2 separate regions of the Homo sapiens genome follow, and region 2 is linked to region 1. Evidence: chromatin loops called from intact Hi-C (ENCODE). Cell type or tissue: prostate gland. All regions are shown on one strand. Each heading gives the region's core, and the rest is flanking DNA. Links, peaks and the distances in the headings are about the cores only.

Region 1 (12,096 bases), core at 1,651-4,150:
GAGAGTCCACTCTAGCTGATATCTACTGTGGCCAATATCTACCGGTACTTTTTTGGGGTGGACACTGAGTCATGCAGCAGTCTTATGGTTTACCCAAGGTCAGGTAGGGGAGACAGTGCAGTCAGAGCACAAGCCCAGTGTGTCTGACCCACCCAAGAATCCATGCTCGTATCTACAAAAATGATTTTTTCTCTTGTAATGGTGCCTAGGTTCTTTTATTATCATGGCATGTGTATGTTTTTCAACTAGGTTACAATCTGGCCTTATAAGGTTAACCTCCTGGAGGCCACCAGCCTTCCTGAAACTTGTCTGTGCTGTCCCTGCAACTGGAGTGTGCCTGATGTGGCACTCCAGCCTGGACAAGTGGGACACAGACTCCGCTGTTATCAGGCCCAAAGATGTCTTCCATAAGACCAGAAGAGCAATGGTGTAGAGGTGTCATGGGCTACAATAAAGATGCTGACCTCCTGTCTGAGGGCAAGCAGCCTCTTCTGGCCCTCAGACAAATGCTGAGTGTTCCCAAGACTACCCTCGGCCTGGTCCAATCTCATCCCACTGGTGCGTAAGGGTTGCTGAACTCATGACTTCTTGGCTAGCCTGCAACCTCCACGGAGTGGGAACTACATCAGGCATTTTGCTAACTGCTGTATCCTAGGCCAATAAATGTTGATCACATTTATAGCTGCCATGGTAGGGTGGGGACCCCTGCTATCTATCTGTGGAGGCTCTGGGAGCCCCTGACACAAACTTTCTGAAGCAGAGCCTCCCCAACCCCTTTTCCATTCCCTATACCTGACAGATGGCCCAGGAACCCATTAGAAATGGAAGGTCACTGCAGCAGTATGTGAATGTGCGTGTGGGAGAAGGGCAGGATCAGAGCCCTGGGGGTGTGGCAGCCCCCAAGTGATTCTAATCCAGATCCTAGGGTTGTTTCCCTGTCCCATTGAAATAGCTGCTTTAAGGGGCCTGACTCAGGGAAATCAGTCTCTTGAATTAAGTGGTGATTTTGGAGTCATTTAGACCAGGCCTTCAATTGGGATCCTGCTCTTAGAGTTGGATGAATTATTTAACTGATTTTCAGATCTCCTCTTTCTCAATGCTTTCAGAAGCACAGTAACTGCTTACTCTGAAATGAATTCTCACCCCACTTCCACATATGCACCCCTTGCCCACCCCTTTGGGAACACTGGCCTTAACTGCTTACCTTCAAATGGACTCATCTGTTGGGAGATATATGCATTCTGCCGTTCAGGGGTCATTGCCATAAGACCTGATCTCTGTTCCTCTTGCTAAACAGAAGATGAAAAAGACAAATTAGATTACAGCTACCAATTAATAATTAGCCTTAGGATCGCTGCGTGGGGACCTAGGACTTGGCTTTGGTGCAGCAGAAAGCATGAATAAACACACCAGCATACACTCGCATGCATGCCCCACCCTCTCGAGCAAAATTCCACAGGTATAAATAAAGTAAGATTCTGCACCTGGGTTAAAAACACAACTGCAACAGCATAGAATGGGGCAGGAGAGACAGAACTTAATAGCAAGAGCACACAGAAAAAAGTTTTAGGCATTTTGGATGTCCATCTGCTCAGGATGGGTCAGCAGTGAGATGCGGTCACCAAAAGAACAAATGTAACATTAGGCTGCATTAATAGAAGCAGAGTATGTAGAAGGAGGGAGGTGACAGTCCTATGCTAACTCTGCCTTGGCCAGACTATACCCACAGGAGTCTGGGCATGCCAGTCTCAGGGAGACCCAGACAGACTGGCTGCATTCAGAGGATGGTAAGTAATGAGAGTGGGGATTGGACTTCAAACTACCCAGACAAAGAATGGCTGAGCAAGCCAAGGATGCTGTGGCTGGGGCAGAGCAGACTGTGGGCTATGTAGTGGTGGATACCTAGCCTCTGCAGGGCTGTCATAGGGAAAGGACATTGAGAAGAGGACTGAGGCTTGTTCCTGGTGGTCCTGGCATGAACGGCCAGATGATCACATGGTCAGGTGGACACAGTCTCCAACACTGGGAGTAGCCAAACACTTACTGCCAACCTCCCGCCCTTCTCCTGACTAGTTGCAGCATAGGCAATTGGGAGGAGCTTCCTGTCTCCATCTGAAAGCTGGCTGGGTGGGCAGGGGGAGGAGCGAGCCAAGTTTCAAGGCCGCAGTTTCAGCACTCAGTCTGGGATCGGCTCAAGGAGCAAAGGGGAAGAACATAGCCAGGAGGGAATAACATGAAGGCCCCCAGACCCAGAAAAGGCATGACTTGCTCTGAGACCCTCAGCCAGTTGGTGTCAGGTTGTGACTCGGATCCAGGTCTGACTCCCAGTCCAGTGCTTGAAGCCTCACCCCACACAGTGAGGGGAGCCCGGCCATCTCTGCTCAACTGCTGCCATCTCTCTCCCCTTCTCAACCACCAAGGCAGCTCTGTCTGGGAGCACAAGCTCCAAGTCCACTTTCTGGTCTGTGTCCCCCCGAAGATGCCAGAGGACTTGCCTCTACAACACGGGCTGCCCGTGCAGTGCCTGCTTTTCCAGCAAAGGGCTTCTGGGAACCCTTCTCTGCACTCAGTGGGGCTGGTGGGAGTGGGGCGGGGTAGCGACCCAGTGCTTGGGACTGTGCCCGGCTCTCAGGCCTGGCAGCAGTTCCTGGCCTTGGTTCCTGCCAAGGCAGAGAGGACAAACACATGGCACCGGGAAGACTACACCAGAAGCGATTCCACCAGACTGGGGTTTGCTTTTCTATCCCGCCCTTAGCCTGCTTCCTGTCCTGGTCCCTGCCTCCCCCTCCACTGGAGCTGCCGTGTGGGCAGTGAGGGGCTGTTTCTCAGCTGCCCTATGGAGCTGCCCTCTCCCTGCCAAAGCATTGGCAAGGCGGCAAGGGGTGGGGGTGGGGATGGGGGGTGGGATCTGCCTTCTCAAGCTCTCATTATACTGAGCACGTCTCACCCATTATTTTATGTCATCTAGCAACACCCCATGTGGACACTGAGGAGCATGGGGGTCACATGACCACTGCCCAAGGCCACACCATCCGGATCTGCCTGAGATGGTCAGGGTTGGCAGCCATTTCTGAAGGCAGTCCTTTCGCTTTGGCTCTTCTTGTACCAGTCTCAGGACATCAGGGCAGAAGATCTACAGTCCCCAGCTTACTGATGTGACAGCAGAGGCTCAGAGAGGTTAAATGACTTGCCCAAGGTGACACGGCTAAGAAGTACAGTATCTCCTAACTGCAGACCAGGTGCTTCCGCTGCTTCTGGGGACAGATTCCTGCGTGGCTGGCTAGGTCTAAACGGTCCTTAACTCCATCCCCACCGGTTGCTGCATTAGTTTCATCAAATAACACAGTTGTACAGAGGTAGGGGTTCAGGGGCAGGGGCAGATGGAGGCTGGAGAGTGTGACTAAGGAAACAGCAGGGGAAGTGCGGTAAAGTCCGAAGGGAGGGACGGAAAGAGAAAGCCAAGCCCAGGGGCGTGCCAGACAAAAGGAAAGGCCACGCCGGGGCAGGGCAGGCTTCAGCGGGTGCTGGGGCGTCTTCATCCCGGGAAGCACACATTCCAGAGGACCCCGGAGTCTAATGGAAAAGCTGGCCAGCCTATCACTATGGAAACTGCCAAGGCCACACAGCGCTGCTGACACCCAGCCTGGGTGCCGGTGGCCAGCTCTGCAGGATCTTCAAGTCTGGGGTGCCACCAGCAAGCGACGGTCCTCCATGGTCTCTTCACCTTACGGCAGTGTCCAGAGGCACCGCCAGTCCTCTGCTCCTATGCTGGTCCTGCTGTCCCTGGCCAAAGGAGCCAGAGCATTCTCTCCAGGCCTCCCGAGGAGGCTGCTTCCTTTGTTTTGCAGATGGAGGCTCCCATCCTTTGTTCTGAATCAATGTGCTCCAAAGATAAGCCCCAAGAAAACAGTTGTTGCCTTTTGACACTGACAATTAGAATCGTTGGAAAATGGAGAAAACAGGAAATGACAAATGGTTTCAGTGACCAGGAGGAAACCGTGCCTGAAAGTTGCTGCTTAGTGACTGGGACACTCGCTTTCTGCTCTCTTATGAAGGACAGCCTAGGCCGTGTGGCCTTTTATAAACAAAGCTATGAAGGGGTCGTCAAATTTTCTAGGGCTGCAACTGTGGCACTACGTCCTGTTGTGCCAGGTGACACTGACAAGCAGCACTGAGTTCTATGCAAGCCCAGGTGTGCTTCTCTCATGGTGACCCCCAGAGAACTAAGGCCCAGCTCTTCCTCTGTCACACCCCTCCCAGCCCCCACTGTCAGACAAGGGACCACATTCACAGACAGTCTCAGCCAAGATGGCAACCTTGGAAGTCCTGGGGATGCCTTTCTAGAAGCTTTAGGCTGACGCCAGGGAGCTGTAAAGCCCCCACCTGTCCCTGGGGGTTGTGTGCTGGGCAGGAGAGAGGGGAAAGAGCCCAAACTCCACCACTGCCTGCTGGCACAACTGAGCCCACGCCAGGCACTGCACCAGCTTCACTCACCAGCTACCACATGCTAATGTCTCCTGTTTACCCAGGTGCAATCACCTGAGTGCTGCTTTCTCACCACTGCATGGGAAGAATGATCTCATTACCAATTCAACCACTTAAGCAGGCAAAAGGACTCCAACGGGGGAAAGGCAGAGGACAAACGATTCGGGGACTGAGACAGATGCCCACAAAATGTTCCTGGATTTTAGCCGGATTCGGGCTGAAGTTCCTTGCCCTATGAGCCCTTGGAGGAGAGCATCCTGACTCAGACAAGAATTCAAATGACAAGACTTCTGGGGGATGGCAGTGAATGGATCCAAAGCCTTGTTTTATAAAGAATGTGGAGGAAGGGAGGAAGGAAGGGAGGGAAGGGGAGACTGAGAGGGAGAGAGAATAAAGAAGAGGAAGAGAAGGAAGAGGAGGAGGAGGAAGGGGAGGGGAGAGGAAAAAGGGGAGGGTAGAGGAGGAGGGAGAAGGGGAAGGGAGGACAGAAGAGGGGAGGGAGCGGGGAGATTATCTACCCCTCCATGCTAGGGAACTCCTGTCTCCTTTTCCAGCAGACACTGCTCCATGAGTGCCCCCACAGAGAGCCAGCCTGCCACACAGCAGAAGGTGCTCAGCTATCTGTCCCAAAGGTTGAGCACTAGTGTATTCCACAAGGAAAAAAACCTTCTTTTGTACTGTTTGGAAGCCAGAATTAGAAACAACTCGTTCACCCTTCTGACTTTCCCTTTGCAATGACAGGAAGATAGTATACTGCATGGGACCACCACACATTCAAGATCTGAGTTGTGGGGACCCCCACCCCCACATGGGTGGAGCCCCCTGAGACCCGTGGGCTCTGACTGGCCATGGCCCATAGATAGTGACAACATACACACTGCTATCTGAAGCCTAGTTGGAGGACGGATGGATGCTTTTAGGAAAAAATTCCCTTTAGTCGTCCCTCAGAAACTACAACGGCTTCCTAAAATGAATGGCAGGCAAGTTTTGATTGTTTCCTAAGTTCCCCCTAACTCTCAGAGCCTGTGACTCAGCTTCTCCAGAATGCCTGCAGGGAGGCAGGACCACTGGGAGTAATGAGCACGAATTGGGCCACTTCTCCCAGTGGACTGTTAACGCCGAGATCTGGGGTGGAACCCACTGAACACCTGCCCTTTTGCGTTGCCCAGAATGCAGCCAGAGGGATACGGGCCACAGTAACTCTGGGGCCCCTGAACCTACCTTCCCAAGACCCTGACGGGAAGGTATTGCTTACATGACAGTCCAGTCAGTCCCTCTGTCACTCAGTTAACAAACATGGTCATGGGTCTACTATGGGCCAGGCTCTGTTCCGGGCATGGGGATAACACCGTGTGTCTCTACTCTTATGGACACAAGTAAATCAATCAAAGCAGATAATGTTCTAATGACCACCCAGTAGGGTGAAGGGATGGAGGGTGGGCAGGTGCTGGCAGAAACCTAAGGTCAAGTCATGGGACCCCAATGGGGAACTGGAAACTGCCACACCATTTTCTATGTTAGGGGTCTTTCCTTGCCCTTCTAGAGACCTCACCCATGGTAATGATGCTGCCCTCAGGTTTGAACTGGTCTGAAGCTGTCACTGGGGGCTTCACAAAATGAATGCCACTGAAAGCAAACGGCAGAGATCTGTATATGAAATTCTTTTTACCCTTTGTTTTCTGTCTTCCCACATGATCTATGACTGCTGCAAACTCTATTCTGACTCCTCCTCAGTCTTGGCCGGTCTGGGAAGAACTTGGTTTAGATGCTGGGAATGATCCCGGGCAAAGGAAACAAATATATTTCCAGCTTGCTTTTCTTCTTCCCCTGTGGTGCCTGCATCCTCTGTCTCGCACTGACTCACAGGCTGGACTGACAAAGTGGCTGTGTTGACAGGGAGGATTTAGTGGATGCCAGGCCTGACCCTCAAAGGCCCTCAGGTGGGGCCAATTTCCAAGGTTCTTAGAGAAGATTTGGGGCCACAAATCTGCTCTGCCACTTCACTGCTGGGTGAAAGCTGTTGGCTTGAGAAGAGAGAGAATAGGTGAGGGACAATAATTCTCAAGGCAAGCTAGCTGATATCCTTTCATCTGTGGCTTCCAAAGACAGGGAAAGGCAAGGCAGACCAGGGTGGAAACAGCGACATCCTGAGGGGACGACGTCCGTTTTGCTAATTCTGTTTCCCTGGCAGCTTTGTGCTGGACAAGATTTCTCTGGTTTCAGCTGAAGAGTGAACAGCTGAGGAGCTCTGTGACTCTGAGAGAGAGAGAAATCAATAGCCCTTGAAAGGAAAGCACTGCTTGTTCTTCCAGGCCAGGGCAGGCAGGATAAAGAGAACAAGGCTGTACATACCAAAGCCGAATTTCCATTAAAGGCCAGAATCCTGGGAGGCCCTTTCAGCTTAATGACCATCTTCTGATCACTATCACTTAGAAAATGTTCATGTCTCCAGTTTTCTCTGCAGATAGTGCAGACATCCTGTGCACATTGATATTTTATGCACCAGATGCAATTCTCTGCAAAGGTCCCCTCTGGCTGGTGTCCATCCGCTTGCTCTCATGACCACTGATGCGACTCTGGGGGCAAGTCAAGCCATTCCTTCTAGACTCTAGAATCTAGAGGATGATCCCAACTCACAGGCCTCTTGGACAAGCTTGCTTTGGATTCCTTCTGCCTGTACTACCCAGACTGCCAGTCCTCCAGCAGGGCAATCCAACTTCCTGCCTCTAGGGTGTGGGAGTCCTGGGCGGGGTTTGGAATCCACAGCAGATGGCTGGCAGGAGAGGCAGTTCCCGAGCACCCACTAGGTGCCAAGCAGGCAGGTATCAGGTGCAGGGCTTCGGAGGTGCAGAAGCACAGCCCCTGTCCCCCTCAGGTTCCCAGTCTGGCCTCAGGGACAGACAGGCAGGTAGGTATGGAAACGGGGTACTGGAAGGCATACAGCTGAGGGAGAGAGCAGCTGCACCCTGGTCAATCCCCCACTCATTTCCCTGGAGGTGGGGCTGAGGCACCTGGAGCACTCTGCTTGCTTGGGTTGTCCCTTTGCCAAAGAATGCCGGGCAGAAAGTAGAGAACAAGCAGGCCCAGGAAGCACTAGAAGTCCCTCATGGGTGGACAGAGCTTTACCTTCGGAGCTGTCACCTCCTGTGTTCCTCCCAACAACCCTGTGAGGCAGGCGGGCAGGCTGAGCAGGGGACTGTGCCCCGTTGACAGATGAGGAAAGCGAGGCTCAGGGGGAAGTGACTTACCTGTGGCGTCGCAGCTAGGCAGTAGTGGAGCGGGCACCTGCCTCCAGGCCTTCGGATCCCAGCTGCCCCAGGGCGCTGCCTCTGAGGTGCTGTACGAGGAGGTGACTCGGGCCAGCTCATGAGCAAAGGAGCTGCCGGGCAGGAAGGACTCACTCCCCAGGGCCTGGCAGGACGGGGGCTGTCGCCCGAGGCTGACCTGGGGGTGCCTGGCTTCCCCAAGCTTGCAGGCTTTGTCTACATGAGTCTACAACAACCGATTGAACAATCCATCAGCTGCTTGGCCACAAAATGGTTCTGACTGATCTTGTCACTGCCCTGAGTGTCTAGCTGGGTCATCTGGGTGTTGTGGTTATACCCACCAACTGCTTTGGTGGAACGAAACCAAACAGCTTTGTGATCTTAGCTTGTCTTGGGTCATAGACTTCTTTGAGAACCAGTTATAAGCTATGGTTTCTCTCCACAGAAAAAGCACTTATGGTGTCTCCCCCTTTCCAGCCCACCAACATTTTACATCTAATTTGGGGGGGTTTTCTGGACCACTTAATACCCATCCATGGATCTCATGTGAAGACTCCCCTGGCTTGAGAAATCACTGTCTTGTTGAAAATGGGAACAAAGCTAAGTCAGATAGCTGGTTCATCAGCAATGACTTTGACCAAGCCTGATCCCACCCTACCCCACCCCACCCCAGTGACCACCCCCCACAATGGAGCACACAACTCTAAACTGGTTTGTAGGTATGTGTGTGTGAACACGCTGAGGAATCTGCAAAACCAAATGGTGAGTGCAAAACCAAACAGTCACGAGTAAATCTCACAACAACCACGTCCTGAGCTGCAGCCCTTGTTGAACTATACCCCACTAGGGCCCCAAGATTTTAGGACTTGTGTGTGGGTGGGACCTCCCCTTTCTATCATGCTTTAGAAGACAGGGATTTCACCAGAATTGAACATATTGAACATATGACCCATTTTTTTCAGCCAAAGGCAATTAAAATAACTTCATACTTGATATCCATGTCAGCAAAAGCTGCAAAACGCAAATGGGTGGCTGCTAAGAGCCCTGGTACCCTGACGAGCACACCAAGTGCTTAGCAACAGTGGTGTCCAAAGGACCAGCTGGAAGCCTGCCTTGATGAGAAGTTGCTCTTCTTTCTACATGAAGGAACACCTCTACTCTCCTGCTTTTAATACCTGAGCTGTGAGTGATCATCTATGTCCATTAGCAAACATCCCAGTGGAGAAGGAAACACTCATACCCGAAATCTAAGCTACATAGTTGGAATCACTTCAACTTATTGCAATAAACACTTACTAAGCACCTATTGTGGGCAAGTCTTTGCAATGGATAATAGTTCAGTAGATATTTTGATGTAATATTTGAAATAACAATAAAAATTGCCACCACTGAATTTATTGAGCATTTGCTGTGCTTTAGGCACTAACCCAGGTTCTTTAAATATTTGGTCTTATTCGATCTGTATAAATAGCCATCTATGAGAAAGGGACTATTATTGCCCTTATTTTACAAATGAGGCCAATGAGGCCCAGAGAGGTTAACTAAGTTGCCCAAAATCATACAGCCCACTAGTGGCAGAGCAGGATGCAAACCCAGGCTTGCCTCGTTCCCAAGCCCACATGTCGTTTGCATTGGTGTGGAGGTGTGCATGTGTTTAGTCATTAGCATGTTATATGATAAGCAAGTTTTGAAACATAGAAACTTAAAATGTGCCATTAAGAAAAGTACAGGCAAGGTTTTCCAAGGGGAGGTGTGGACCTCCGGACAAATTTTTAAGAACAAATTATAAATACTTAAAAATGGGAATAAGAAGACAACCTAACTACCTGAACAGTTTTAGAGATGACTCATGCCCACCCTCTAAAACCCAAACAAAAACAACAAAGTCAAGAAAACCCATGAAATCTTAGCAAGCGATTTCTATGTACTTGTGAAAAGGATTTCTTTACCATTCTAATGGGATTTATGCCAACCATAGAGGGCTCAGTGCCCCTCCCATGGGGTGGTTAGTGAGTACAGAGCTGAGCTCACCGGCCATCTGCAGCTTCATGTTATCAAGCTCCAGTTTGTCCTTGGAGCAAGGTTATCTGGGACATGAGCAGAGGCATTGCTTTCTACAATGGACAGTTCTTTCTGCCTGCATACCTAGCTCCTTGATAACTTTAAATACCATTTTATAGCCACACTGGAGTTTTGAAGACCTCAATATGCAAATATTACTCAGGTTCTGATTACTTGTCTGCTCCATGATAACACACTCTAAAAGCAATGAATGGGGCTTATTTGTAGAGAACTGAAGCATTTTAAGCTTTTGCTCAGGAATCCCTGGTAGCTTCCTGTGACTTGCAAGATATTAGTGATGGGTCAAGAAACAGGACCCCCCATCAGCATAACATACGCAGTGCCTCAGTAGTCCATCAGGCAGAAAAAACTGCAGATGGCACATGGAAATGACCAGCGGCGGAAGATACCCCGACAGTGTGGGCAGTTCTATTTCAGCAGCAATCAAGAGGGGGCCTGGAGCCACTCAATCAAGTGGAGCAGGATGGGAGCAAGCACTGTGCAGACCAATGCAATCCCCAGTTAACACAAAAAATAAATAAAAGAGATGAGATTCAGTCTCTTGACTGTGACTGACTGGGAGCTTTATAGCTGATGCTTGTGTCTTTTCTCCATTTTATTTAATTAGGAAAAGAAACTGCTTATCACACACTCTAAGTGTGAGGTACAACCTCCACAGGAAAGGTTGTTAGGAACATTTCAACTTCTAGAAGTTTCTAAACATAAGGTAAATCCATCTTTGTCCTTGGGATCACTGCACATCTCAGAAAGGCAAATAAATCAGTAATTGGTGGGCATAATTACTAGCTCATGGACTGACAAGGTCTACACTATTTCGAATCTCACAGAAGTAAGCCATGGGACAGATAGAGTCTGATAGTGGTGCCCCGTTTCCTGGAGGTCACACTTACTCATCCCCCTGGACCCTGGGCTTCTCATGATTGTCAGAGAGTTTGCTGGAACCAGGTCAGCCCAGTTTCCCTTCCCCTGAAAAATCCTCCAATGGCTCGCACCAAGACTAGAGATGCAAGTGCAAGCACATCCACCCTCTCAGCAGCCAGGTTTTGCGTTCCATAATGTCACGTACCCCCAGTCATACCAATCTCCTTGGAGCTCTCCAGACAGGCTGCCATGTGTGGTCGGCCCTCTGTGCTTGTGCTCCTTGGTTTGCCAAGCCTGGAATGCCCTTTCTCCATGATTGTACTCTGGGAATTCTGTGTGTCTTTCGAGATGAAGCTCCTCCACCCTGGAAATTCTGCCTCTCTTTCCAGGTCCAGCTCCTGTGGCTGAATACCCTTGGCTGACTGAACATTCTTGCTGGGCCAAGTCTTAATCATCTCTAAATCCCTCTGGTGCCCCGACAGTATCTAGCCCAGGCAAAGGGCTCAGCAAATACTTGCAAAATTCAATAAACTTTACTATGTTACTAGCTTGGCATGATGTTCTAGGCACTTGGGAGATTATAATCTGGTGAGCATTGTGCTAGTCTTTTTTTTGGGATAAACACCAATGATAAACTGAGCCTTTACTCTCATTTTAGCACATCTACTCATCTCTTTTCAATGCTGGTGGGTTTATAAAACCCATCAGTAGAACAGAGAGTGATCATAATCATATGGTGAAAATAACATCAGCTAACATATTTACTGAACATGCTTTAGTGTGCTGGGCACTGAACTCTGTGCACATGTGAATTTGAGATAGATTGTTCCTAGCTAATAAGATGAGGAAGTGGAGATGGGCTTACTCAAGTCACACAATAGCAAGATGGGGTACAGACAGAAACCAAGCTAGAAACCAAGCAACCCCTGGGTTTGGAAATGCATGGGCTCCTCCTCTGCACATGGCGAGGAGCAGTCAGGTGCTCCTCCTTCTTTCATACTGAAATAACTCTGCACTTTTGGCTATTCTGTGACACTCTGTGCTATTCTGTAGCTCAAATGGCTCTGGTGCAAGGAGCTCAGATTATGACTAACCCCCATAGATATTCAGCTGCTTTGCAAGAAGTGGATGAATGCTCTGGCTTTATAAATTATTGACGAGATTGGATATTGGCCCAATCTCCACTCTGGTGATTCGGAAGGAGGCATATGCACATTTGCAAGGTTATAGTAGTGCACTCTAATTCCACTGGCTTCTGAGAGCTTGTAGGTTTCTTGACTTAATCATTCTGGAATTAAGGTAATGGATCCTCAACACCTTTTCTTTCCCTGGCCTTTACTAACCATGTAACAGAAATGAGCAGAGAAAACCCAAGAAAGCGAACTGGAGACTTGATGAGTGT
Region 2 (12,096 bases), core at 6,400-8,899, 180 kb before region 1:
TAACAATGACATTACAAGTTGGCAAGTGCTATAATGGGGACAATTGCACAGGATGTGGAACACCTACCCCAATCCATAGGAGAAGAGGAGGTCAGGAAAACTTCCCCAAAAAGGTGACATAAAACTGAATCTTTAAAGATGAGTAAATCCTTGATGAGGCAAAGGAGTCAAGTTATTCCAGGCAGAAGGCACAGTTATGGGCAAAGGTGTGGATTAGTAGGTATATTAATCTGTTTTGCTTTGCTGTAAAGGAATACCAGAGACCTGGTAATTTATAAAGAAAAGAAGTTTATTTTGGCTCACAGTTCTGCAGACCGTACAAGAAGCATTGTGCTGGCATCTGCTTCTGGTAAGGGCCTCAGCAAGCTTACAATCATGGTGGAAGGCGAAGAGGAAACAGGCATGTCAAATGGTGAGAGAAGGAGCAAGTGAAAGGTGAGGGAGGCACCAGACTCTTTCAAACGACCAGCTCTTGCATGAACTCATAGAACGAGGATTCACTCATTACCACGGGGAGGGCACAAAGCCTTTCCTGAGGGGTCCACCTTCAGGATGTTCACAATCCAGTTTGCAACCCAGACACCCCTTACTCAGCCCCAACTCCAACATTAGGGCTCACATTTCAACATGAGATTTGGACGGCACAAACATCCAAACTCTATCTGTAGGTTAAATAGCTTATTATGTGCAAGAGAATGCCAAGAAATCGAGTGTTACTGGAGCATAAAGTCAGACAAGATAAGTGAGGATCTGGACTGGTGGTAGGCCAAGAAGTTTGGGCTTTGTTCTGCAGCTCACCAGATCTCAAATGTTAGTGTGCAAGAATCAGCCCCAGTCTGCATTTTCAGCAAATGCTCCCATGATTCTGATGCGGGGCTTGCTGCACTTGGAGAAATACTATTGTATAGTCCCCCATCTACGTCCATTTGATAGATTGTGCTTCCAAAGACTGCTGCAATAATATCCCCCATCCCACACACTCTTTTGCAAGGTGATCTTACCACTCATACATCAAGAGGTGGATTCTGTTTACCTTCTCCTTGAATGTGGACTGGCCCTGTAACCCCTTTGACCAATAGAATGTAGCAGAGGTGATGCTGTATAATTTCCAAGGCTAACCCTTAAGGGATTTGCAACTTCCAGTTTGCTTTCTGTGCATACTCCTTCTTGGAAGTCAGCTGCCATACTCTGAGGAAGCCCAAGCAGCCACAGGGAGAGGCCCATATGGAAGAGAACCAAAGCTCTCAGCCAATAGCCCTAGCTGAGTTCCCCAGGCAGCATGGCCAGAAGCCAGCACTAACTGCCAGCTATGTGAGTGAGGCCATTTCAAGCCTTTCAGTCATTCTGGTGGCCTAGCCAACACCACATGAAGCTGATGAATCATACAATTGACTCACAGATTTTTGAAAACTAATGAATTATGGTTTTAAGCCACTAGGTTTTGGGGTGATTTTTTGTGCAGCAATAGAGCACCCAAGCATTGCTCTTGATGAATGATCCAGAGAAGTAATCCCCTACCTGCTCAGCTCCCTTCCCCATTCAGCTATAGGAATCCATGCACAAATCACAGCCACACTCCAAGGAGGGTACTCCACAGTAGTAGGTCAGAAGCTGTTATAATCTAAGATTTTACCCTACTAGCAAGCTGAAAATTTAGTTGATCACCACACTCTAACACTCTGAGAGAAAATATAAAGCCTCTGGATCCGAAACAAAGACAGTTTATTATTCACAGCAAAATCAGCAGCCACAGCAATATCTTGGATCTGCATCCTGAACCCCAGTCTCTACAGGGTGGCATGCTGTTCTGCAGTGCAACCTTGCCACTCTTACATTAAGAGGTGGTATCGGCTGGGCGTGGTGGCTCACGCCTGTAATCCTAGCACTTTGGGAGGCCGAGGTGGGCAGATCACCTGAGGTCAGGAGTTCAAGACCAGCCTGGCCAACGTGGCGAAAGCCCATCTCTACTAAAAATACAAAAATTAGCCGGGCGTGGTGGCACATGCCTATAATCCCAGCTACTTGGGAGGCTGAGGTAGGAGAATCGCTTGAACCCAGGAGGCAGAGGTTGCAGTGAGCTGAGATCCTGCCACTGCACTCCAGCCTGGGCGACAGTGCGAGACTCCGTCTCAAACAAAACGAAACAAAACAAAACAAAAACAGGTGGTACCTATTTCCCCTCCTTTTGAATGGGGGCTGGCCTGTAACTGCCTTTGACCAATAGGAGGCTAGATAGTATCTGCACATGTAATGGGATACACCACAGGAGAGAAAACCCCAACGCAGGAAACTCTGGCTACTAGTGACCTACCCATTCTCCCCTGCAGGGAGAGAGATTACTCGTTACCTTGGAATGAATGATCAGATGTAAACAAATGTCCTTTGTGGAGATTTACATTTACTACCCTGGATTGGAATGTCTCCTCATACCAACTTTACTAACGTGGCTGTAAATGTATTTCCTCAGAGAACCCTGACCATGCTGAAACCGGAGATAGTCATGGTGAATTGTCTCCAAACACACACAGGCCCTACCACCCCCTTCTGCCCACATGGGGGTCTAGTCATAGTTGCTGGGCTGACTATACTGCATTCCTAGAAATCACTCTAAGAGGACAGGCACATGGTTTTTGTATGCCACCTGGAGCTGGAGTTGTGTGGTGGGAGGCAAGGTGAAGAGTGACTTCTCAGGCCCGTGGTGATGCTCACCAGGAAACAGGAAAGGCCTCCTTTGAATGCCCAGCTGCACTCTGCAGTTCCTGCTGGGGAAGTGGGAAATGTATATGAGTATGCTGCATGTTTGTGACATGTTTATGCATGTTTATGCCATGTTTATGTAGAAAGTAGTAGTTTTCAAAATTACACGCATGAAAATGACTTGGGACATCAATTAATGTGCAGATTCATGAGCTTCACCACAGAGAATCTGAAAATTTAGTAGTTAGCTAGGGTGGGTGCTAAGAATCCACATTTGATAAAGCACCTCAAGTGATTCTGATATACATGGTTTGAGGACCACACTTTGAGAAACCCTGTTAGAGGTGACAAGGAGCCACAGCAAGATCTTGGAAAGGGGTGAACTGATCATATTTCCACTCCAGAAAGATCACTAGGATTGCATGATGGAGGATGGACTGGAGGGGCAAGAGTGGCCGTGAGAAGGTCAGTTAAGAAGTTGTTGTCATAATCAAGGAAGACCTGATGCATGAACCCTAACATTGGACAGGACTCAGTGACTGATGGAATGTTGGACATGAAGTGAGGAGGGAAGGAGATGCCAACGTGGGCCAAGCCTGGCACTGAGGTTTCAGACTTGGAAAACTGGGTAAAGGAGATATTAGCCACTGATAAAAGGAATCCAAGATGACAAGCAGGTGGGAGAGGTCAGTGACCAGGATGAATTCATTCTAGACATGTTGAGCTTGACCCACCCTAAGTCCAAGCCCATAAGTTGCCTTTGTGTATATTAGAAAAAAGAAAACCCTTCCTAACAACACTGGACTTCTGTTAGTCATAAAATTGTCATAGTATAACCAATTTTGTTAAAGCTCAACCTTTGGCTGCCATATGCCAAGAGACTGCCATAATAGACCTAGAAATCTATGTGGACCTCATTCTGAAGGATCCCTGTCTTAGTCTGTTTGTGCTGCTACAACAAAATACCACAGACTGGGTAATTTAGAAACAATAGATAACAATAGATATTTATTTCTCACAAGTTCTGGAGGCTGGGATGTGAAACATCAAACCTCTCGCTGGTCTGGGCCTGGTCTCTCTGCTTCCAAAATGATGCCTTTGTTGCTACATTCTTCAGAGAGGAGAAACGCTGTGTCCTCACATGGCAGAAGGTAAAAGGGTGAACACCTTCTGTTAAGCCCTTTTATAAGGGCACTGAATCTCATTCATGAGGACAAGCCCTCATGACTTAATCACTTCCCAGCAGGCCCCAACTCTTAACACCACCACCATGGGGATCAAATTTCAACAAGTGAATACTGGGGACATTCAGACCATAGCAGTCCCCCTTAGATGTGGCCCCCTTGTGCACTTCACAACCTGTGCAACAATGCATAGCAGTCTTGGGGGGTACCTATGGGTATCCAAGTGGAGATGTCCAGTAGACAGTTGGAAAGGAACTCAGGAAAGAGAGGTAATAAAAAGTTGGCTAATTTTCGTAAAATTTGAGGACAGAGGAACTCTTTGTAATTTAACCTTCAGCTTCACGATTTGGAAACTACGGTTGGGATCATCACTTTCATTTCTTGAAAACAAATTAAGCAAATGAAAGTGGACCTGATCGTCCCTTGTAAAATAAATTTCTCAAAAACATAATTTTGCTAGGACTGAGCAAAGCTAATCCTCAATGGAATTACATGTGACTGCACTGCAGAGAAATGTTCCCATCATTTGGAGGGTTTGTAGTGTCAGCTCAAAAGAGCAGGGCTTCTGCCCTTATGAATGGGTTAGTGGATTATCATGGGAGTGGAATTGGTGGCTTTACAAGAAGAGGAAGAGAGGCCTGAGCAAGTACGCCTAGCTTCCTCACCATATGAGGCCCTGCACTGCCTTGGGATGCAACAGCGTTCCCACCAGGAAGAAGGCTCTCACCAGATACGGCCCCCTGACCTATGACTTCTCAGCCTCCAGAATTGTAAGAAAAAATTTATTTTCTTTATAAATTATCTAGTTTCAGGTCTTCTGTTGTAAGCAACAGAAAATGGACTAAAACAATAAACTACAGAAAAAGCACCACAGATGACTTAACTTTGCCTTTAGAAGTTATCTGGAAGGTTCTCAGCCACAAGTTCAATTATTGGCAAGGCTAAAGGATGCCTCGGGAGGCTTTTGCCTTCACCACCCCCATCATCTCCACCATTCTTTGATGTTGAGATTCCTGTATCCTCAGTCTTATGACAGGTGCTCTACAATGCAGTGTCAAGCTCACCTTCACACAGAGACTGCGGTCCAGAGACCTCATACTCTCAAAGCTCCAGAGACTCCACTTGCCTCAACCTGGCAAGCATATTTCAGAGACACACTTTTTGCCCCACTCAGTAAACACATAAATTTCTCCCAGATAAATTCCCTTAAGGCAGCCACATTTAAGCAAGCAGCTGAGATATAGTGGTCTGCAAAGGAGGGAGAAGAGTCCAAAATAGGAGGAGGTCCAGGAGATGAGGTTGTCAATGAAGTCAAAGGAAGAACATTGTCTTCAGAATCAATCTTGACCTTGGGTGCCTGGGTGGAAAGTGATGCCAGTCCCTGAGATTAAAAAATAAAAATAAAGAATAAAAAAAGAAAGAGAAGCTATTTGAAGTGGAAGAGCCTGTAACATGTCCAGGAGTGACGGGGTAGATGGGTCTGGTGCCCAGGAGAAAGGCCGGGCTACAGATTTCAGCCTAAAGGTGTAAAACCTCGAGAGGCAGAACTGGCTAGCTGTGTAATGTGTAGGGCCCAGGGCAAAATGAAAAATGCAGGGTACCTTGTTCAAAAGTATTACAAATTTCCAGATGGTGATAGGAAAGCATTGAATCAGGAATGGGGCCTTTCTAAGCATGGGGCCCTGTGTGAGTGCACAGGCCAAACACCCATGAAGTTGGCCCTGATGAGAATGTGTAAATTTGCCTGGGGAAAACATGTAAAATGAGAAGACAAGTGAGCCAAGGAGACATACTAGATCATTGGCACTGACAGGGCAGGTGAAAGAAGAGCGGCCCGGGAAGAGCTCGGGGGGTTGGCAGAGACAAGCAAAGAGTCAGGGCAGAGGGGGCATGGGAGCCAAGAAAGTCAAGAGTTCTAAGATGGAAAGAGTGATCCAGAGTGTCAAGTGTTGCTGGGACATCTGGTAAGACAAAGAAGTGTTCCCTGGATTTGACTGCAAGGAGGTGGTGTGGACTCTGCTGAGAGCACTCCCAAGGGACAGAAATGTCTGGGAGGGCAAAAAGAGAGACAGTGAGTTCAGACCACCTAGTCACAGGTTTTGAGTTGCATGGACCAATAAAATGAAAACAAAACCGAGACCCACTGTTGTTGTTGTTGTTGCCATTGTTCTTGTTGCCATTGTTGTGTGCCAGGACCATAACATATGACTGCCAAGTAAGGACTGTGTACATGAGGCTCCATCTTTGAGAACCAATGTTGAAGCCTTCCATTGCCCTGCTTGCCAAGTAGATGTCAGCTGGAGTTAGGGGGATCCTTTTCATCCTGAGCACCACCACATGGGGCTCACCAAAAGTGGGGAGAAAAACACACAGTCTCTTTGCCACCTATGCAGACAGCCGTCAACTCAGTCTGGGCTTGGGCAGTGATGCTTTGCAGCCCTAGGGTGGACTGGGCAGCAGGAGACCTGGACTCCAAAGCTGGACTGCTTTGTAAGGCCTTCAGCGCAGAGTTTTAACACTCTTGTTTGAATGTTAGAGATTTTTCAAACGCTAGAGATATTCACATTCAAATATAAGTTAAAACATCAGATATTATATATGGATTATCCATTTCTCTAAGTCTGAAATAGCATAGTAATTGACTTGATGTAATTAGAGGCTGAAATTTATAGACAGTAACCATCAGGTCTTAGGAGAGGTGTGCAGATGTGTTTAGGGATGAGAAAGATAAATGCTTTTCTTGGATGAGATTTTGAGTCCATTGGAGAAGCAGGAGCATGGACTATATTTTCCATTCTTTATTTTCAATCTTTGTGTATCTTTATAGGTGAAGTGTGTTTCTTGTAAGCAATAGTTTCTTGTAGGGTCTTGTTTTTTCATCCATTCAGTCACTCTATGTCTTTTGATTACAGAGTTTAGTCCATTTGCATTCAATGTTATTATCGATAAGTGAGGACTACTCTTGTCATTTTGTAATTTGTTTGCTGTTTGTTTTGTGGTGTTTTCTTCCTTCTTTCCTGTCTTCCTTCCTTCTTTCCTTTAAGTGAAGGTGATTTTCTCTGGTGGTATGATTTAATTTCTTGCTTTTTTTACATTTTGCGTATTTGTTGTATATTTTTACATTTGAGGTTACCATGAGGCTTGCAAATACTATGTGATAATCCATTATTTTAAGCTGATGAGAACTTAGCACTGATTGCATAAACAAATAAACAAACAAGCAAAAAGAGAACTAATAAAAACTCTACATTTTAACTTTATCTGCCTGTTTTTAAACTTTCTATTGTTTCCCTTTGCCTTATTGTATTGCCTATGTCTTGAAAAGTTACAGTTATTATTTTTGATTTATTCATTGTTTAGTCTTTCTACTTGAGTGTTTTACACACCACACAGTCTTATAATATTCTGTGTTTTTCTTTGTGCTATTACCAGTGAGTTTTGTACCTTTAGATAATCCCTTATTGCTCATTAATATCCTTTTCTCTCAGATTGAAGAACTCCCTTTAGCATTTCTTATAGGACAGGTCTGGTGTTCATGAAATCGCTCAGCTTTTGTTTGTCTGGGAAGATCTTTATTTCTCCTTCATGCTTAAAGGATATTTTCGCTGGATATTCTATTCTAGCATTAAAGTTGTATTCCTTTAGCACTTTAAATACGCTATGCCACACTCTCCTGGCCTGTAAGGTTTGCACTGAAGAGTCTGCTGCTGGACTTATTTGGGCTCCACTGTATGTTATTTGTTTCTATTCTCTTACTGCTTTTAGGATTCTTTCTTAATGTTTGATCTTTGGGCGTTTGATTATTAAATGCTTTGACGTGGTTTTCTTTGGGATGATACATGCATGGGCCTAGCTCAAAAGAAAGCATGTGCATAGGAGCCCAGCAACAGAGAAAGCAAGCTGTGCTCTGGAGGAGGCAAAAAGATGAGGCACCCCAGAATCTGGAAGATAAAACTTTTTTCTCCTCTGGTCTCTCTCTCTCTAGCGCCCTCTACTGACAAGGATTTACATTATGCCAGCTGGTAAGAAATATTTACAAAGCCCATCTCCATTATCACAGAGCAGTTAAAGGAGGATGCCTTTGGAGCTGAGAATGCATTGATAAGTGGCGTGGACACTCACAGACTTACTGGGTTGAAAGAAACGCTAATCTAATGTCTTCCTATTTCCAATCCACATCCCACTTGATGATTGAATTCCTCCTACGAAATCCTACCAGGCAGTGCTTCTACAGGTGTAGGGCCAAAGAAAGAAATCTCTACATTTAAAGCCTATTTATGTCCAGAGTATCAATCAATACAACACACCTTTCCAAAAGGAGCTAACTCTGTAATCAGTGATTAATTCTTTCAATGACATCTATTTAAGGATGCAATTTGACCAATATGTAGGTATTGCCTGAAATAGTCATTTCTAAACACTTGGCACTGGGCCAGCTGCACAAAATTACCTGGGGTGCCTTTAAAAAAATTAATAGACCTTTCTTTGTGTAGTTTTAGGTTTCGGAAAAATTGAGTGGAAATTATAGAGAATTCCCATATACCCTCTCACAGTACGCCCCACCCCCCGTCCCAGTTTCCTTATTATCAACATCTTGCATTAGTGTGGTACACAAGTTACAATTGATGACCCAATATTGACACATTATTATTAACTCAAGTCCACCGTTTACATTAGGGTTCATTCTTTGTGTTGTACATTCTATGGGTTTTGACAAATACATGGTAATGGCATGTATCCACCATTATAGTATCATAAACAATGGTTTCTGGTTTCAGTGCTCTAAAAATCCCCGGTGCTCCACATACTCATCCCTCCCTCTTTTCCTCCCTCCCTCTCCCTGAACCCCTGGCAACCACTGGCCTTTTTACTGTCTCTACAGTTTTGCCTTTTCCAGAATGTCACATAGTTGGAATCATACAGTATATAGCCTTTTCACATTGGCTTCTTTCACTTAGCAATATGCACTTAAGTTTCCTCCATGTGTTTTAATGGCTTGATAGGCTCATTTCCTTTTAGTGCTGAATAACATTTCATTGTCTGAATGTACCATAGTTTTGTTTACCCATTCACCTATTGAAGAAGATTTTCACTGCTACCAACTTGTGGCAACTAAGTGACAAACATGGGGCATCTGCTGGAAACGTTTGTGTGAAGGATTTGCCTAGACATAAGTTTTCAATTCATTTGGATAAATGCCAAGGAGCATGGTTGCTGGGTCATATGGTAAGGCTATGTCTAGCTTTGTAAGAAACTAAACTGTCTTCCAAAGTGTCCGTGCCATTTTGCATTCCCACCAGCAATGAATGGGAGTTTCTGTTGCTCCACATTCTCTTTTTTTTTTTTTTTTTTTTTTTTTTTTTGAGACGGAGTCTTGCTCTGTCGCCCAGGCTGGAGTGCAGTGGTGCGATCTCGGCTCACTGCAAGCTCCACCTCCCGGGTTCACGCCATTCTCCTGCCTCAGCCTCCCGAGTAGCTGGGACCACAGGCACCCGCCAGCATGCCCGGCTAATTTTTTTGTATTTTTAGTAGAGACGGGGTTTCACCGTGTTGGCCAGGATGGTCTCGATCTCCTGACCTCGTGATCCGCCCGCCTCGGCCTCCCAAAGTGCTGGGATTACAGGCGTGAGCCACCGCGCCCGGCCCTGTTGCTCCACATTCTCACCAGTATTTCATGTCGTTGGTGCTTTGGATTTGGCCATTCTAATAGGTGTGTAGTGGTATCTCATTGCTGTCTTAATTTGCATTTCCCTGATGACATACGATGTGAAGCATGTTGTCATATGCTTATTTGCCATCTGTAGATCTTCCTTGGTGAGGTGTCTGTTAGTCTTTTGGCCATTTTTAAATTGTGTTGTGTTTATTGTTGAGTTTGAAGGGTTCTTTTTATATTTTGGATAACAGTCCTTATCGAATATGTGTTTTGCAAAGATTTCTTCCCAATCTGCAACTTGTCTTGTCATTCTCTTAAGTATTTTTCACAGAAGTTTTAAATTTTAATGTGGCCCATTTTGTTAATTTTTTCTTTCAAAGATTGTGTTTGAGCTTTATATCTAAACACTCATTGTCAAAGTCAAGATCACCTAGATTTTATTTCTTTAAAGATAATTTTCATATTCATTTTTATAATCTGCCTCCAGCAATGTTCTAGTACATTTTTAATTATCAGCTCTCTGAAGAAAGACAAAGCCTTTATTTGTAGCATTTGCTCATTTCTGTGGTGTAACTCTTCCCAGCTTGGCCGATTTCAAAGTACCACCTTGACATCACTGAATACAGAATTAGGAAGAGATGCTCACAGTTGTCTCTGACCAACCTATATAAGCCAACTGCAGCAGAATGACTGCTTGTGTCTGATAATTTGAATAATCTGAAGTCTTACAAGTCGTTTTCTGCTTTTTTGTTTCTATTGATGTTCGCTGAAGGCTTTCTGTCTGCTATTTTTCACTGAGAGATGTTCAATTTCTTTGAAAAATGATTTGCGAGAATTCTTAGAGGCTGCGATAAAGGTGTGTTCCTCCATAGAGCATTTGCTTCCACCAGGCACCTGGGGGCACCACAAGACTGGTGCCTGAGGATTTTTGAACTACTGAGGTGAAGTGAATTTGAACTATACTGGAAAGCCTGCTAGTGAGCACCACTTCTCAGGGACATTTGAATCTTCTTCCCTCTCCTCTGCTCTGGGCCAAACAGTTTTCCTTACAGGCCTCTGCTATCGTGGGTATAGTGGGAGTGTGTAAGAACGTCGAGGTAATCAGGCATGAACTCCCTCAAATTCCCCCTTGTGTTCATACCCTATGGTTGCTGTAACAGATTACCCAAGCTTAGTGGCTTCAACAACATACATTTATTATCTCACTAATTATTATTAATATTATATTAATCATTTATTATTTCTGGGGATGAAAGTCCAACCCAGGTCTCACTGGGCTAAACTCAAGGTGTGGGCAGGGCTGTGTTCCTTCTGGAGGCTTTAGAGAAAAATCTGTTCCCTGTCTTTTCCAGCTTCTAGAGGCTGCGCGGTCCTTGGCTCCTGGCCCCTTGCTCCATCTTCAAAGCCAGCATGGCCAGTCGTCTTTCTCTCATGGCATGGCTATGACTCTGAAGTCTCTTCCACCTCCAGCTTCCACTTTTAAAGAGCCTTGTAATGACATTGGGTTCACCTCAATAATCCAGATGATCTCCTCATATAAGGGTCAGCTAGTATCACAACCTTAATTCTATCTGCTACCTTAATTCCCCTTTGCTATGTAACCTCACATATTCACAGGTTCTGGAGATTAGGACATGGACATCTTTGAGGAACCATTATTCCCTCCATCAGTGTTTCTTCATCTGCACCCACCCTCCTCTTCTCTAGTTGCTGAGGAAGAGGAGTCCTTTCTGTTGTGCAAAGCAAATCCCCCTCTGTGTCCTTGGGCTCTTCCCCACTCTGAGGCCTTGTTCAATCAGGTAACAGCTCCCTCTTCTCTATGCAATCTCTCATTCGCCACTGGCTTCTTCCCGATGTATGATCCCAAGAAAGTCTCTTCCTTTCAAAAGCCCATTCTGTCTGTCTCATTTCTCAACAGTTATTATCCAATCTCTCGCCTTTCTTTCTTTTTTTTTTTTACTGTCAATCTTTTTTATTATTTATTTATTTTTAAATTTTATTATTATTATACTTTAAGTTTTAGGGTACATGTGCACAACGTTCAGGTTTGTTACGTATGTATACATATGCCATGTTGGTGTGCTGCACCCATTAACTCGTCATTTAGCATTAGGTATATCTCCTAATGCTATCCTCCCCCTCCCCCCACTCTCACCTTTCATTATAGCAAACCCTCTAGAAAGAGAATCCCACTCTTGTGTACCCTTCGTGCATTCACTCACTAATTCATGCATTCAAATAAATATATATATTTTGCACCTACCATGTGCCAGGCAGCCTATTGGGCATTGTAGCTAAAAACAAGGCAGCTTAGAGTGCAGTGAAAAAGAAAGACATTCATTTCAACAAAGTATGGCAAGTGCAATAGTAGGAGAGGTATAAGGCCCTGAGGGAGCATAGAGCGCTGGGACCTAAGATAGTATTGAAGGGAGGGGCACTGGGGAAGAGTGCCATAATCAAGTCGCATTTAAACTGATAGGGCTCACAGGTACTTGTTGAATAAATGACTGCAGGAGGTGGGGCTATTCCTCTTCAGTTTCTCTTTTCTCTTCACTGTTACAC

Evidence for each region. A loop is a pair of places that touch in the nucleus more often than their neighbours do. Peaks named below come from ENCODE experiments on the same cell type or tissue, not always from the same donor. Only the 100,000 strongest peaks of a DNase experiment are listed, where the experiment ranks them.
Region 2: it touches region 1 in a loop (2.7-fold over the local background); 2 of 110 quality-filtered maps call a loop at or near these places.

The regions. Positions count from the first base shown.
Region 1 is chrX:150,499,155-150,511,250 of GRCh38, reverse strand. MAMLD1 (mastermind like domain containing 1) reads right to left here. Exons shown (of 8, transcript NM_005491.5): 6 at 7,734-7,977; 7 at 1,205-1,289. The coding sequence ends at 1,249. It overlaps LOC124905223 (a long non-coding RNA gene), which reads right to left. Exons shown (of 2, transcript XR_007068346.1): 2 at 11,837-12,096. Among named protein-coding and RNA genes, the nearest start is that of MTM1, 63 kb to the left of the region's middle. In prostate gland, for the core only: no CTCF peak of the experiment used is centred there; a DNase peak (open chromatin) is centred at 2,650; H3K27ac peaks cover 1,677 bases.
Region 2 is chrX:150,679,519-150,691,614 of GRCh38, reverse strand. No RefSeq gene overlaps it. Among named protein-coding and RNA genes, the nearest start is that of MTMR1, 7.8 kb to the left of the region's middle. In prostate gland, for the core only: a CTCF peak has its summit at 7,892 (motif pointing left); a DNase peak (open chromatin) is centred at 7,874.